2 separate regions of the Homo sapiens genome follow, and region 2 is linked to region 1. The links are chromatin loops, found by intact Hi-C in ENCODE. Cell type or tissue: sigmoid colon. All regions are shown on one strand. Each heading gives the region's core, and the rest is flanking DNA. Links, peaks and the distances in the headings are about the cores only.

Region 1 (8,336 bases), core at 89-8,088:
TCCTACAGCAGCTGGGAGTAAAGGGCGCCCCCAGGCAAAATCTGCAGGGAGGTGATCTGGGGTGCTTCCCAGACTGGACAGGAGTGGACTTGGATCAGTGTAGAAAATAGGAGGGACAGTCCTAGCAACATAAGAAAAGGACACTGGCGAAAGCAGCAGGCAGAACTGCACGTGGCCAGTCCAGAGTAGTGAACCTACCTGTGAACGAACCATGAGTATGGCTCTGAGGAACAATGGGAAATGAGGCCAAGTTGAGGACCTAGAATTCAGGAAGAAGGGAATTGTTTTCTTGCCATTTCTGCATTGTGAACCCAGAAACCATTGAGATATGTGGGGCCCAGGCTTTCTGAAGCATGCAGAGAGGCCCACATTGTCATGTTACACATTTGTGCTCCAGGGAAAATGTACAGTTTTGCATGCTCTGCTTTGCTCAAAATAAAGAGCAAACTTAAAAAAATATATATCCCCTCCAAGATAATCTTTTTAAAAAGACTAGGCTGCTTAGTTCCTGGCCTGTTTCCCAGAGGAGGCAAGAAGAACTAAGGGAAAAGATGAAATGAGAGTCTGTTTCTTTAAGCCATCTCAGAACAATTTAGAGTTCGTTCTAAATTGTTAGTTCTAATTTTTAGTTAGTTCAAATTACTTTTGTGGATTTGTATGCTTTAAAGTATTTTTAAAACAAATCTTGAGGGAAACTCAAGATTTCAGCTTTTGGTCCTCCCCTTGACTGACGAAAACAGCTCTTAGACACTGTGGACCAGCTCTGTGGATACAGCCAATTCTCTCCTTCCCTGAAAGCCAGTAACTCCCTTTGAAGTCCACGTGAAGCAGAGGATGTAATCAGAATGTGGACGTTTACACTGTGACTTCCTTTGCAAAGGATAAGGAGGCCAATTAAAGCCCAAATACTTCACACTGAACTTAGGGTTTCAGGAACTCTCTAGACAAACGAGGAATGAAGTGTACGAGCTCTGAGTCTTCATGCAGAGACAGGGCCACTGTGACTCCTCTCTCTCTCCCTCTCTCTCTGGCTGCCTGGCTGTCTGTCTTCTCTGACTTCCCAAACAGGACCCTCTTGGGAAAGACATGAGCAAAGGCTCCTTTCCCAATGTTTCCTGGCACAGGGTTCACCCTAGCCTCACCACCATCGCTGCCTGCAACAACCCTCTGCCCTGTCCCCACCGCCAGGCTGCTTGTCCTGCCACCTCCCCTCCCACCAAGCCTCTTGACTCCACAAAGGAAGGAAAGTCAGAATGAGGATTTAAAGATCAGTAAAATAACAAAGGAAAGGCAGTCCTGCCTCCACATCTGTATTTTAATGATAATACTACATATCAACATACAACAATTTTGCTGGGAAGCGATCACCTGCCAGTAGTATATAAATGATGGAAATGACAGAAAAAAAAATCACCTGTAAGCCAGCCACTCTAACAAGTGAAATAATTTTATTTATCTTTACTCCCTTCTAGCCCATGCCCAAATATATTCCATATTTACATTTTACCCAGCTTTAACCATAAGGTATGTGTAATTTTATATTCTCCTTTTTTCATTGTCGTTGCAGAGGATTAGAAAAATTTCCCCTGGTTACTGCATAGCCTGATAGAGTATATTACTTTTAGACCGAACACACTAGGCCTTGAACAAATGAGGCTCCCTGACCACCTCTCCTCCTTCCCACCACCACAAAAGTTCTTGCACAATTCACTCTAATATGACTCTTTTTCTGGTGAACTCTTCAGTCCAATAGAACTATCAGATTTAGAGGAGTCATAAAAGAGTTTGCTGATTGGACTCTATTATTTGGGGCTGGAAACAAAAATAAAACACATTTTTTATTGTATAAAACAGCAAATGGATATGAAATCTGATCTGCTCATCTGTTCTTAAAGCCAAGAGCACATGTTATACATGTTAGCAACCGTTCTCAGCCCTGGATCTGCCTGATCAGGCTCTCATGGACAGCTTCCCCCTCCCACAACTCTCTGCTTTCTGCTTTCTTAGTCGGTAGATGCTGGAGCCCAGTACTTGGCTAGGGAGGAAAGAAGGCTGCTTGCATGTGGACCAGCTGTCAAGATAGAGCATCTCCAGAAATGCCCTGTGGGCTTCCTGTCTCACTCCTGCCTTGGACTGCACGTCGAGGCATTGTGATCAGTTTTCACAATCCTAATAACAGGGATGTCCTCTCAGGGTAGAAAACGATCACTATGTTCACAGGGATATTTCAGACCAGCTGACATTCTGGTAGCCCTGTAAGTGTGAGCCCAGCCATGTTCCCCAAGGGCTCATCACTTTCCACTGTGCTATCCTGTTCTGACTAGCTCCTTCTCTATGCCAGTAACTAGGATATACATACTTAGATGCTAGGATGGTCATCCAGACTCAGGCTGGGTTCCACATCCCAGCACTGAGTGACCCACAGGCCCCTAAGTTAGATTTTTACCCAAAATGAATACAAATCTATGTATATGTAGCCTACTCTTGCAGTAAGGGTCTAAGAAATAAGGCAAATATGGATCCCTCACATTTACTCCTAAAATGACTAGAATCTCCTAGAGGGATATGTATGCATATGTATATGCATGTGTATGTATACATATGTGTGCATATCTTTATATATACACATATGCACATGTGTTTTTTACTTGCTTTGGATGGTCTTGAGTCTTCTTTAATCCATGAGCCAGTGACAGGGAGTGCTGATTTGGATATAGCATGGCAATGAGAGATGAGTGCTGATTCATAATCTTTGATGGTTTCAAGTGCCTAACAGATATACTAAGGACTAGACTTTCCTATTCCTGTCACTTCTCCTTTTTGTTCTATTTCAAGACCATGGCCTTATAAATTTTAAAACTTTCTTTCCATGGCCTGCTCTTATTGTACTGAAAAGCCAAGCAAATTTTTATCTTCCTGAGGAAGGAAGGAGACATAAATCAGACCTTTGATTCTACAGCATAAGGCTTTGCTGGTCTTGCAAAACATATAATTAGTATACCCACAAACAAAACAAGGGAAGTCTGATTAGGTGACAAGTATGGGACAAAATGTTGGTTTACTGGTTTAGCTATAGTAGCCTATATTTCACACTGTCAGACTAAAATGTTGTCCATCTTCTAGGGTCTGAGCTTCAAGAGCTGCAGAACATGATTGACAGCCTCCAGAGCCCCCAAGACCCTATCCGGGTGGCCCAGGCACTCCTCCTCCGGAGGGAGGTTATATTTTTGCAGTTTGACGCTGCAGTAAGGCATCTCATCCGGTAAGGGCTGGAGCACTAATCCTGTTCTAGTAAATTCTGCAGCGGAGGTGTTTGCTGAGTGACCATATAGGGAGGCCACTCTTGGCAAGGTTAGATAATGAGCTTAAAATAGTCATGGGCACAAGCAGATCCAGAACGCCATGGCTACCAAACATGACCTGCCGCAAAGCCTGTCTGTGAGAATATGTTCTTGTTGGCTAATAACACTCTTGATTTTAGCAAATGTAATTTCAGAACAGTTCATATAATGATTGCTGCTTTCAGTGTACAGGGGGTTCTACTGGGAATAACATTTTTGTACTTCTAAAGATGATTAGGTTTTTTTTTTTCAACATTTGTTTACCTTTCAAAGAGACAGAATTTTTACTGCCCCTCTCAAGCTAATGGAATTGGCTACCAGCGTTAAATTTATAAATAAATCCATCTACCTCTAGCCTTGTAGGTACTATTGTGTTAAGTACTCCACATACAAAAGGAATGTTTCAATTGGTTAATTAATCATGATGCTGATGGGAAAATTAGCTTGGATTAAGTTTCATAATGTTTCCAGTATAAATAAGTTTTGTATGAGAGGGAAGGAGGGTTAGCCCTAAAGGTCTCTGCTTATTTTTTAATTGTCAAAATTAACTTTTTTGGGTTAGCTCCCGGTGTGAGTATTTAGCCACTGAGAGGGCCTCAGAGGGCTGTCTGTGCTCTTACCTGTAGGTTGCAGCTGCTTTCCACTGCACTTGTGGGCATCCATGGAGAATGACAAGGTGGGGGTTGCACTGAACTGTCTTGTTCTTTTTCTACTCTCAATCTTCTTTACTCTGACATCAGAGGACTCTTGGATTTAGAATGTAAATTCAGCAGGACAAAAATCAGGCTAATTTGTTGTCTTTATATTGACAAATAGCTTCCTGAGCTGTAGCTTAGTCAAGCAGGTAAGATGTAAAGCCTCAGACAATTATCAGGATGGCCATTTGTTAGTCCTCTGGGCTCTGAAAGCCCAAGGTCAGAATTTGCAAGGATTTTACATACTGGTGAAGAAAAGTCCTTTTTGGATTTTAGCTATGAAGGATTCTGTTTGGTACTGCTCTCCCAGGGGAACCACTCTGCTTCCAGGAAATCCCCTGGAATTGCTTTGCCAGGGCTTTCTTTGTCCTCACACTCGGTCTACAGAAATGGAGGGCATTGTGTCCTATTTCTGGTTTTATGTACTTTTCTGTGACCCTCTGGAGAGAATCACCCAGATGGTTCACCCCACTGTGTCCTCCACTGGTTACATTTCCCCAGCCTTTTTTCTTCAGAGCTGTTCAGATTGTGTGTGTTTGGAATTATACAGCTAGTAAGTGGCAGACTAGAATTAGAACCTAGGTGTGTTTGACTCCAAAACCCGAGATCTATGATGGAGACCAAGCAGCAGCATGGACAGAGAAGAGGATGCTGAAGAAAAGGCAAGAGGCAGGAGAAAAAGAGAAGCTAAAAGATAAATGTCATCCCTCTTGATTGTTTTACTTAGTGCTGAACCTGTAAACAAGGGAAGTCCTCAGAGAATGGAAAGAGATAGGAAGCTTGGGACAGTTCCCTGACCCTTCCTGGAGCTCACCAAGACTGAGCAAACCTGACTGTTTACCCCAGGAATTTTCTGCCCATGTAAGCTGAAGGCTTCTCCAGAATTTGCAAAGGAAAAACTGAACTCTTACCTGGAATAAGGGCGGCATGCTTCACAGATGAGGGTGGGGTATAGGGGGAGGAAGGATGTTGCTCAGGGGTGACAGGACAGTAGCCCTGTAAAGTCGCTGAAAATTTGGCTCCTGCTTCTCTGTGGCATAGATCATCTTGGGTACTGGCTATGTGCATGTTTCTAGGCACAAAACATTTCACTCTGCCCGTCTCAACCCCCCTCTACTAGCCAAAGGGCTGATGGAAATTGATAGCTGTCATCCGAAGGGTTGGATCACACTGACCAGGGCCCAGCATTCATCTCTGGACATGTCCACCAACCTGCAGGAGTTATTGATTAGCCAATTCAAGAAATGCCCGAGGATTGAGTTATCTTTAGTGCCAGGTGAATTAGTCATTTGCATTGAAGGTAAATGCTTGGGTGACAAAGCAGTTCTATCCAATCTCATCTATTTAAGTAAGGAGTTGGCAAACTACTGCTGGAGGTCTCTGCCGATTTTTGTATGGTCTGTGGGCTAAGGATGGCCTTCCCATCTTTAAATGGTTGAAAAAAATGTGTAAAAGAATAGTATTTTGTGACCCATGAAAATGCTATGGAGTTCATATTTTCATGTCCGTAAATGAAACATTGTTGGAACACAGTCATGCCCATTCACTTACGGATTGTCACCGCTTTCACACTACAACCACGGAGCTGAATAGTTGCCACAGAGTCCGTAGGGTCTGCAAAGATGAAAATATTTACCATCTGGTCCTTTAAGAAAAAGTTTAGGCTGGGCGCGGTGGCTCAAGCCTGTAATCCCAGCACTTTGGGAGGCCGAGGTGGGTGGATCACAAGGTCAGGAGATCAAGACCATCCTGGCTAACACAGTGAAACCCCGTCTCTACTAAAAATACAAAAAAAAAAAAAAAAAAATTAGCCGGGCATGGTGACGGGCACCTGTAGTCCCAGCTACTCGGGAGGCTGAGGCAGGAGAATGGTGTGAACCCGGGAGGCGGGTGAGCTGAGATCTCGCCACTGCACTCCAGCCTGGGCTAAAGAGCGAAACTCCATCTCAAAAAAAAAAAAGTTTAGTTTTTTATCCCCTGATTTAAAGAATACAATTCGTTTGCACTTTAGGGGTAGAAGGAAAGAAAGAAGTCCCTCAAAGTTACTCTATAGCACGGTATAAAATATATAGCATGAAACATGCCTTTAGTCTGAATGTATTGTTGATGTTCAGGGTGATTAGGGTAAAAAGGAGAAAGCTGAAGAGATATCCTGATAATATAATCCTTCCTGCAGCAAGCCTGCTTTAGGAGTACATCAAGGAATTTCTAAAGAAAACAACACGAGCCTCTCATTCCTTGAATGTTTGTTGCTTTTCTCTTCATTTTTGTTTTTGTTTTTGAGACAGAGTCTCACTCTGTCTCCCAGGCTAGAGTGCAGTGGCATGACCTCAGCTCACTGCCACCTCTGCCTCCCAGGTTTAAGTGACTCTCGTGCCTCAGCCTCCCGAGTTGCTGGGATTACAGTTGTGTGCAACCACACCCGGCTAATTTTTGTATTTTTCGTAGAGATGGGGTTTCACCATGTTGGCCAGGCTAGTCTCGAACTCCTGACCTCAAGTGATCCGAGTGCTGGGTATAGGTGTGAGCCACTGCACCCAGCCTTCTCTTCATTTTTGAATGTGTTTTTATTTTCATGCTCACTTACTCAGCTCTCTCTAAACATGCAGATATTTATGTGTGCTTTGACAGCTGGGTGTGGTGGCTCACTCCTTTCATCCCAGCACTTTGGGAGGCCTATGTGGGAGGATCCCTTGAGCCCAGGAGTTTGAGACTGTTGTGAGCTATGGTTGTGCTGCTGCACTCCAGCCTGGGCATCAGAGATCCTGTCTCTAAACACAAAAAGAAATAAAAATTAAAAATAAAGTGTGCTTTGGGTTGTCTGGGGATTCCTGGGAGACACAAAGGAGCCTGGGCCCTCACATGAGCAGTGCTGAACTCATGGCCACGGCCCTCGTTTTTGGTATCTGATAAGCAAAGAGCTTTTGCCTGTCCTCCTCCGGGCCACTTTCCAGGTTTCATTATGTTGTTACCTGGAGGAAAACTCTAGCATGTGCCCTGTGAGTTCCCTGAGGTTCAAAATAGCTTTTACTGATGGCAAGAAGATTAAACTTTCCAATGCCACATCACTGACTCACACTTGGAGTTTAAAAGTGATCCGTTTGCGATTTAAAATCAGTTAATTCAAGATTCTCCCTCTTCCCCTTTGTTTTAATCACCTCCTCTTCACTTGCTGGAGAGGGAAGGGTTCTGCCTTAGGGTCATGGGGATGGCTGAACACACAACACCTGACCCTGGACAGATGGGGTGAATGGTAATTTATTAGTCACAGACACAATCCAGAGGAAGAGGACACTGCCCCCCTACACAGGGCCACTTGGGAACAGAGTGAACAAGCAAGGGCTGTGGGAGGCAGGTTTTGTAATATCAGGAGAGTGTGATGTTCTGTGCTTCACACAGGAAGGGGTGATTGATTTGAATAATGCTGTGGTCTGGCAGGGAACTGAAACTACTACTCAGGGATAAGCAGGAATTGCACCTGGTTCCTTTGATAAGGAAGGTCGTTAAACCTGGAGACCTTATCTGTGGGAGCGGAGTGGGGAGTGGGGAACTTTGTGGCTAAGCTATTTGAGGCCTCCCGATTTTGCCAGAAGTCAAGGCAGCACAAATTTTGGACCTTAAGTTTAGGGCTCACATGACACTCTTCTTGTTCTTCCATCCTCTCAGAGGTGATCTAAGTTTGTGGCAGTGCTTTCAAATCTTCCTGGCAGTTGGGAAGACACAGCCACTTCCCTTATCTCTGCTGTGGGTGAGCTGGCCTCTTCTGGTTAGCCTGCTGTTCAGCACCCCTCTGGGTACCCACATGTGGAGGTCTTTCTCCCCACTTTGAGGGGCTGCCAGTCTTCCTGGGAGGCCACCTCACAGAGAATCCAAGCAAAAGGTACCTTCTGCTCTGGGATACCCTCCTCCAACTTATCCAGCATCTTTCCTTAGGCATCCACTAGAACTAAGCTCTAGAAATAGTCTTTCCTTGTTTAACTGTTATTTCCTTTTAGGCAAGAAAAATCATTCTAATCTATCATACATACTTCCTTCTCTCTGACTTATGGTATAAATTTCATGCTCCAGTCTTCAGGGTTTGTGGTTCTTGATATACAAAGCCATGTTTTGTTTAAAACCAAACAAGAACTTTTCTCCTCCAAACCCCAAGGAGGCTTAAAATTTAAAATTTAGTTTTTATAAAGAACTATTGTCTCAGCTGTTGGTCTTAAAATAATTCATTCAATAAACAATTGATAGCTTTTTTCTAGAGCTACAGCTTCACTATTCAGTTCAGTAGCCACATGTGGCTATTTAATTT
Region 2 (8,336 bases), core at 297-8,296, 46 kb before region 1:
TGCAGAAATCACCCGTCTTCTGCGTCGCTCACGCTGGGAGCTGTAGACCGGAGCTGTTCCTATTCGGCCATCTTGGCTCCTCTTCCCTTTTTTTTTATTTTTTAGTAGAGACAAGATTTCACCATGTTAGCCAGGATGGTCTCAATGTCCTGACCTCGTGATCCACCCGCCTCAGCCTCCCAAAGTGCTGGGATTACAGGCGTGAGCCATCATGCCCGGCCTAGGCATGAATTTTAAACAGCACCCCCACTTTCTGTACTCTCTCTCCCTACCTTCCCTTTCAATGCCTCTGGGCCTCCTTTGGAGGCGCCCGGCAGGACTCAATGGCAATAGAAGAGGAGGAAGGCAGAGAAGACTGAAAAACGAACCAATTTCTCCACACTTCATCTTAGGATTCATTCTGTGGTAAGGTGTCGGGATTGTCCACTAGTTCCTTCTATGGTAAATGAAACTATTTTGACTTAAAAACATTTGGTGAAAATATCTCCCTCATTTCTATCCTGAGAATAAATTCCCTGTAGAAACTGAGCTATCAGTGCGAAAAGTGTAAAATATGGCCAAGTCAGAAATTTTGTCAAAAGAGCCTATTTTTAATGGATAAGCCAGATTTCTATCTAAAGTAGTTGATTTGCCCTGGTACTATTTCTACAGCCAAGTTTCCTCAGCTGTTTTTGATTGTTAAATATATTGGTATCACTAGGGTTAAGAATTGCTTGAACATATTGGGTTCTTTTAAATCCTTAAAATAACCATATTATGTATGAAGGCTCATAAAATTAGAGCTGGTAGAAACTTAGGTAGATCAAGGGATTCTTAGAAAAGTCAGTTATCAGCTGTACCAGCTCCAAAGTGACACTGTACCATCTGCTAAGTCTTTCTACAGCTACTGAAGGACACATGTACTGGATAAAAAGATCATTCCTTAGAAAAGCCAAAAAGAAAATTTCCTGTGCTAAGTTGGGTCTAGCAAAGATTTTCTGTTTTGCACTTTCATTTGACCTAAAATACTATTTTAGAAGTTTTTTAAATCCCAGAAATAAAAAATTTGAAGTAAAAAGAATATAAACACAGTAAGGTTTGAGATTATTTATTTTGTCTATTTTCCCATTTTCTCCAATATTTTGTGCTTACCATCAGCATGCATCACATATTTTCTTGCCTGAGAGTTGGCCCTTGACACACACAGGTGACATTTGACAGACTGGGAAGACTTCTTAAACAAATACCAGCCCAGAGTTGAAATGGAAATGGGCCAGTTAGCAAACAGATAATAAATAGAACCCATGAGGCAGAAAGATCTTGGCCCCATCCCTGTTGGGAAAGAATTCATAATAAAATTATGCAACGGTCTGAGAGCCTCTCGAGGTTGAGCACAAAGCTTGAAGAAGCTTCATCAATTTAAAAAGAGAGCCACAGTTTCTTTCCCCACAGTTAGGTTTACCAGATAAAATAGTGCAATATTTGGGACATACTTATACTAAAAAAGTATTTTTTTTTTGAAATTCAAATTTGACTAAATGTTCTATATTTTTACTTGCTAAATCTGACAGCCCTATCAATAACAATAAAATGGCAATTTAGCATGGGCCTCTACAATCTGGTATCATCAGGTTGGAATCACCACCCAGAACCTTTCCTCCACCCCCAACTCCCCACAAACTCCTCCTGCTAAATAACCAAACAATTGGACTCTTTGTGCAAAAACAGGTCAAGGAAGTATAAATACGATAAATCAGCTTCTGGGATTGCCCTGGCCCAGCTAAAAAAGGTTCAAGTGAGTCCAGAATGGTTAGGGAAGTAATTGTTTCTTTCCTAATCTTCACCTGGGGCTACTGAGGGACACCCTTCTTACCCCCATCCAGTCATTCTTCCTTCATTTCTGTGTTGTCTTCTGCTATGTAATAATTGAGCGTTATTATAGAGCAGAGGTTGGTGGATGGAACAAGGTAACCAAGATCACTCAGCTGGCCTCATTTTCCCTAGGGCTCATTTAAAGGCAAGGATGGTCTCCACCTTCCCTCACTTTGCACTCTTGATGTGTGAGTTTCTGACTTGTGAAGCATCTCTGTGACCTGAGCTTTTAGTTTCCTTTGGTGTTTCCCTTTTCATACTAAGGTTGATCCAAGGTCCCTTATACCCAAAGGATAGCCTACAAAACCAGGTGCTGAATAAAGTGCTTCAGGCTCTTCCTCCTTGAGCCTTAGCATTGGGTCTCCATAATAAAGTATCTCTTAATAAAGCAGTATTTGATTCCTAGTGTGCTATTCATTCTCAAGGGTTCAACTCTTTTGTGTAGAGGAGGAAAAACTTTTTCCTCTGCCTTCTTAGATTGAGTGCCTGGGCCCTGAAAATGAAACTGACAAAAGACAGATTAACAGGAGAAGGGATTTATTATGTACTGTACACATCAGAGCTACTTATCTTGCCCTAGGGTCCCAATTGGGAATTCCAACCCAGTGATCTCTGAAGAGCATTTTCTGATTAGCATCATGATTAATCACACACAAATAGAATTTACACACAGAACAGGAATTCCTTAAGCTCACAGACAAATGTAAAAGCAAAATCAACAGGCATCTCTTTCTGAATTCCCACACTAAGAACCCTCTTCAGCAGTTAGTGTCTGGAAGCTTTTCTGGGTTTTTAGAAAAGACTTGTGAACTCCACTAAAACAGATGCTCCACTGGGGTTTTGGACACTTGATGTCTTGGAGAGTTCTGTTTATAAGGCCCAACCTAGAGGAGTTGAGTCTGGGATAAATCACTTTGTATATAGGAAGCACATTTACCCTCAGCCTTCCATTCTACCACCTGTATCATTTTTGTGTAGGTGAAGTATGAACAAACTATTAAAGAGGAGGAGTCAAAAGCGGGGCTGAGACTGTAGAAGTCAGGCGACCACCTACCTAGCTTTGGTGATGGAATAAAATGGAAGAAGGAGAATGAGTCCTTGGAGAAAGGTGTTGGAGATAAATACATTTAAGTGTCTTAATGTGTTGTCTCATTGGAGCTAATAATTATTATATATGATAATTACATAACCCCTTTTTATTTGTGGAGACCAGAGGAAGAGGGGATGGAAGCAGGAACTCAAACTCAAGTCTAGGTCTGGCTCCAAAGCATGTGTTCTTTCCCTTTCCCTCTCTAACTCTGTCTGTAGGTTTACTAGCTGCACTGCATTGTATTGGTACTGCATCTGCCCACAGTACGATGGGGCCTCCCGTCGCTCTGCTGGGCCCCAAGGCTGCCTCTGCTGATCCCTGACTACCAACCTTATTTGCAGCTTCTTGACAGTTACTTTGAAGCCTACCAGCACACGTTGGACCCTGAGGAGAGGTTTACCTTAGCACAAGTGATGACGGACATCGTGCACCGACGCCCGAGGTTTGATCTCAGCCACCCCTATTTCATTAAGGCCTACCAAGAGGAATGCACCTGCCTGAGGCTTCACCTGCAGTTAGTGAGGGGCATCCTCAACCAGCAGGTGAGTGTAGTTGGGTTTTAAAAGACTGCATGTGAGAAGAGGATGGAAAACACAGGCCAGAAATGAAAATAGTGTTTTCCTTCCATTGCAGATCTGGAATCTGTGTTTTCTAGGCCAGCATGTACAGCAGACTTATTTGTAAGCTCATTTGCATTGTTGAAATCCCAGTATAACTATGGTCTTAAAGAGAGATTTCCGCCCCTAATTAGAGTTAATAGTCCACAAGGAATTGATGACCTTAGTTTTCATTAGATCGCGAAGTTTATTTGTAGTGAAAGGAGAACTAATGATATATCTTTTTGACATTAATGTATAAAATTGTGTTTATTTTTTAAAAAGTGTGATTATTTTTGGGACACTGAAAGAAACCATCATATTGTATGTCCTCTAGGGAAACGCTAATGGCTTGAAGCAAACAAGAGACAAAGGATTATTGCCACCTGGTTGAAATTTTTTCCATGTAGTCAACTATTTAACAGAAAGATTTCTCTTTTGCTTCTTAAAATTGTCTGAAGTCAGTTGCCTTTGCTTCCCTTGGCTGTCTGGCTCAGACTGAGAAACCAGCCCATTGCAAAAGAGTCTTCAAAACAATGTCGGGGTGAAAATTAGTCAAATGATGAAGAGACACAAAGGGACAAAATCCTTCTCATGTCAAGGCTTATAACTCATGGCCGTGGGAAAGTTTAACTTTTCTAATTTTAATATTTATGCTACATTTTTAGATAGAACGTCAGCGGGAGTATGTCCAGAGGCTTTGGCGAGAGGATCATCTGGACAATAGCAATACATTTGGACTTCCCCTTAATATAGTTTGCAAACAACTTATTTCCATCAACAATAGCTGGTAAGTTGATGTTGTCTTTAGACATTTTACATGTGATCTTCTAGATTAATTAAGGGTAGAGTGTTAAATCTCAGTACTACTCTATAAAGCACTTCTCAAGTGCTTGGGGGAGATGAAAGAAGTAGGTACAAAGGCCACGAAGGAGGGATTCCCTTGTATATTGAATATCTGTTTGTTTTGTGAATAATAAAGAATAGGAGGCTAGAATTTAAGCATATGCCACTGGGTACAGAATCATTATTCTCTTGAAAAGGCCTGGGGAAAAAGCAGTTACTCTTGAGATGCTGTCAGGATTTAACCAGATGCACCACACGAGCCTACACATATAAAACTTGGATGTGCTTAAAAGCTTCTTAAAAAGGAATTTAAGTGTACTAAAGAGGTTTCTGCAGATTTGCCTTGGAGGGTCACAGCAGAGTTAAATTTAAGGAACAGAGTTAAATTTCCTGTGACCACTCAGAGAGGGTACACACTTTGTCACCCCCTAGATAGGCAGCATAACCATCTACCTCATTCCCTTTTAACCTTTGAGGGTAGAGGAAAGTGGGAAGCAGGTGACAAGCCCCAGGTTGATCTGCGTGGCTCTAGATCATAATCTCTCAATTGCCTCCAAATGGGTGGAGAAATTACATACTTCCTTTCAACAACCAACAGATATTTGTTTAGCACACAGATATGAACAACACAGGCATGGTTCTATGTTCCTGTGAGGTATACAGTCCAACAGTAAAGGCAGACTTTGTGTAAGAAATTGCCATAATGGGTTATGGTATTATCTTGGGAGCAGGCAGGGCATCACGGGACCAAATAGGGGAGATTCTCATTTTTTGAGAAAGAGCCCCGGGCTCAAAACTCTGCATTTTCCCCATAGACCTTCCACAGGACTGATTTCTTCTCTGTAATAAACTTGAGACACCAGCTGTGTGTGTGCAGCTTGCTATGGCAAACATTTACTGTTCAGGAAATGGTTTTTGGCAGAACAGGCTAGGGTTATATGGATACTAAAACCTGCCAGAATAGTCTCAAAAGCAAGTATTATTTGCTTGGTGAGATTCCTTTCCAGACTTTAGGCTGTTTTTTGTTTTTTGTTTTTTTTTTTAAAGATTCGGGACTAAGAAAGATACCATTTGCATCAATGTAAAGGGAGTTACAATGTTCTTCAGTTCTGTGTAGGTATAGAAGGACCCTCGACTTGTGCTGAACCCTTTATATCTAAAGAAATAACCCACAGATGAGTTTTTTTTTTTTGCTTCTGGCCTCATCCATTTATGAAATATAACACCCTTACAGTCAATTTGAATGATTCCAGCAGTTACATACAGCATTTAAAAATTGTCTTTGTCCATTAACATTCTAGGAGAGCAGAGATAAAGATTCAGATGAAAAATAGAAACTAATAACCATGGAAATTATTTGTTTTTTATGTAGTCACTTTTGAGCTATTTTGTTATATATTTGAGTAAATATTGATTATTGACAGTTTTGCTGTATAGTCTTTTTTTTTTTTTTTTTGAGACGGAGTCTCTCTCTGTCACCCAGGCTGGAGTGCAGTGGCGCAATCTCGGCTCACTGCAGGCTCCGCCTCCCGGTTCACGCCATTCTCCTGCCTCAGCCCCCTGCGTAGCTGGGACTATAGGCGCCCGCCACCACGCCTGGCTAATTTTTTTTGTATTTTTAGTAGAGACGGGGTTTCACCGTGTTAGCCAGGATGGTCTCGATCTCCTGACCTCGTAATCCGCCCGCCCGGCCTCCCAAAGTGCTGGGATTACAAGTGTGAGCCACTGTGCCCGGCCTGTATAGTCTTATTCTTATTGAGCTTCTAGAATATACATCTGTGTCTTTCCGTTTTGAAAGGTTCACATTAAACAAAGAACATGTCATGCAACCCTGTTGGTTCTCATACTCTGAGGTCCCTCTGAGCTCTCAGTTTTTCATAATGCACTGGACATATAGAAGCTGTTTTATTGGTCTTTAAAAATATAAAATTCAAATATCTTCGGAAACAGATTAAGTTTGTTGTGTAAAATTGTCATTTGTTGTTCTTTTCTTCAAGCCCAGCTTCAAAAAATGTTTATCTGCTGGAGTTCCACCCTTCCCTCAGCCTGGCAGCACTTATCCCCAAAGCCCTAGAGCATCTCTTCCAAGAGGCCTGCCATGCCTGCAGACCCACATCAGCCAGTGGCCTTGCCTCCCTGGAGCGACATGTCCTGCAGCTGGCCCTGGACCTGTGGCTCACCCCAGCCACGCCTGAGGCCTGGTACAGTACACAGCTCCAGAAAGATGTAAGTTCTTTTTGAAGGGGGTAGTTGGGTCCTTGGCAAGGAGAATGTTTTTTTCCAGGTGTTACTATTTAGCTTTGTTTTTCTGTTTGGCTCTATTCCCCCATTATTTGGCTAGAGACAGAGCTCAGTCATAGGCCTTGTCAACATTTTTATGTCATTTTTTGGGGGATTGGGTCAAAGTTTCTCATTTATAAACATACTGCTACAATTAAAATTTAAAAGGTGATATACATGGGTATGTGGGAAATGTTTTCTGGTTTATTATTTATATTTTAACAAATACATTTTAATTAAAAATGATATATTTTCTTTCCACTAAGACACTTCCTAAATGTGTTCTTTTTGTCAAGATCTGGTAGAAGACAGAAAGCACTGAGTAAGGAGTCAGGGATCTGAATTCAAGTTCAGTCCTGCCATTAACTTGCTGTGTGACTCTGAGCATATATCTTAGCCTCTCTGACCTCACTTTCCTTTTTTTGTAAAACTATGTTTGTGTACTTGGTAGGGGAGGTAGGTGGAGGTGAGCTCGATGATCTCTGAAGCCCCTTTCAGCTCTACTGCTCCATGGTTAAAATTGTGGGTTAATGATTTATATGGTGTTTGTAGTTGGATTTTAATGATTTTCTTTTTCTGTTAAGGCTGTCAAGTTTACCCCTGGGTTTCCAATTTGACCTCATTCTGTGTGCGTTCTTGCTGTGTGACAAAGAAACTTTCATGGGCCCCCCACTGCCAAAACTGTCTGCTCTATAGGTCTGCCTTGGCCTCCTATCCCCTCCTGCCTAAAGTAAAAATTGATTTTATTTTACAGTGATCAAAATAATATAAAATCACAGAGAATTCTAGTAAAAGCAGAAAGAACAAAATTGAATTTAAACATCACCAATCAAATGCATTCATATCATTATTTTTCTGAATTTAAGTATTGTTAATATGTGTGTTGTTCACAGCTATAACCATAGTTTTTGTCCATTGTTATTTCCTCCTCTTCTCAGTTAACATTATACTACATATTTTTCCATAACACTAACTAGTCTTTAGACTTACCTTTATGACCACATAATTCCCATATCTGATGAATAAAAACTTCTCTAATCATTTCTCTATTGATGGACATTCAAGTGGTTTCCAATTCTTCGTTTATGAAAAATGCTATAAGATATATCTTTTTACTTAAAGATTTTTCCATATTTTGAATTGATTCCTTTTGATAGGTTCTTGGAAGCAGAATTACTAAAATAAAATTTAAATATTTGGATACATATTGGCAGATTGCTTTCCAAAGAGTTGTGCCAATTTATAATGGCACTTATATATTCTGAGTACCAGTTCTGCTATACTGTGTAGTATTAGGCAAAAGTATATGATGTATGTGCGAATATACACATATACATAAAAAGTGGTATTATGCTGTTAATTTGCATTTTCTTGCTATTTATTGAACTTAAATAGTCTTTCAAATGTTTTGTTGCTAATTATATTTTTTGTGAATTTTGTTCTTTCCCTTCATTTATTTATCTGTTGGAATCCTAACATTAGTCCTATCTACTTACATGAGCTTCTCTTAAATAAGAACTTTAACCTTCTTTTTGTCTATAATTTTCTACAAATGTTTCCCCATTCATTCCCCCACCACCTTTTTTTTTTTTTTTTTTTTTTTTTTTTTGAGACAGGGTCTCACTCTCTTGCCCAGGATGTAGTGCAGTGGCACAATCACAGCTCACTGCAAC

The links. A loop is a pair of places that touch in the nucleus more often than their neighbours do. Peaks named below come from ENCODE experiments on the same cell type or tissue, not always from the same donor. Only the 100,000 strongest peaks of a DNase experiment are listed, where the experiment ranks them.
Region 2: a loop joins it to region 1, with 1.8 times the contacts of the local background. A loop is called at or near these places in 3 of 110 quality-filtered maps.

The regions. Positions count from the first base shown.
Region 1 is chr6:109,297,108-109,305,443 of GRCh38, forward strand. It overlaps the pseudogene CCDC162P. Among named protein-coding and RNA genes, the nearest start is that of CD164, 81 kb to the right of the region's middle. RefSeq lists a silencer at 7,133-7,323, an enhancer at 7,473-7,617 and cis regulatory regions at 7,553-7,576, 7,569. In sigmoid colon, for the core only: no CTCF peak of the experiment used is centred there; a DNase peak (open chromatin) is centred at 3,334; H3K27ac peaks cover 611 bases.
Region 2 is chr6:109,251,166-109,259,501 of GRCh38, forward strand. It overlaps the pseudogene CCDC162P. Among named protein-coding and RNA genes, the nearest start is that of CD164, 130 kb to the right of the region's middle. RefSeq lists an enhancer at 1-560. In sigmoid colon, for the core only: no CTCF peak of the experiment used is centred there; no DNase peak of the experiment used is centred there; H3K27ac peaks cover 887 bases.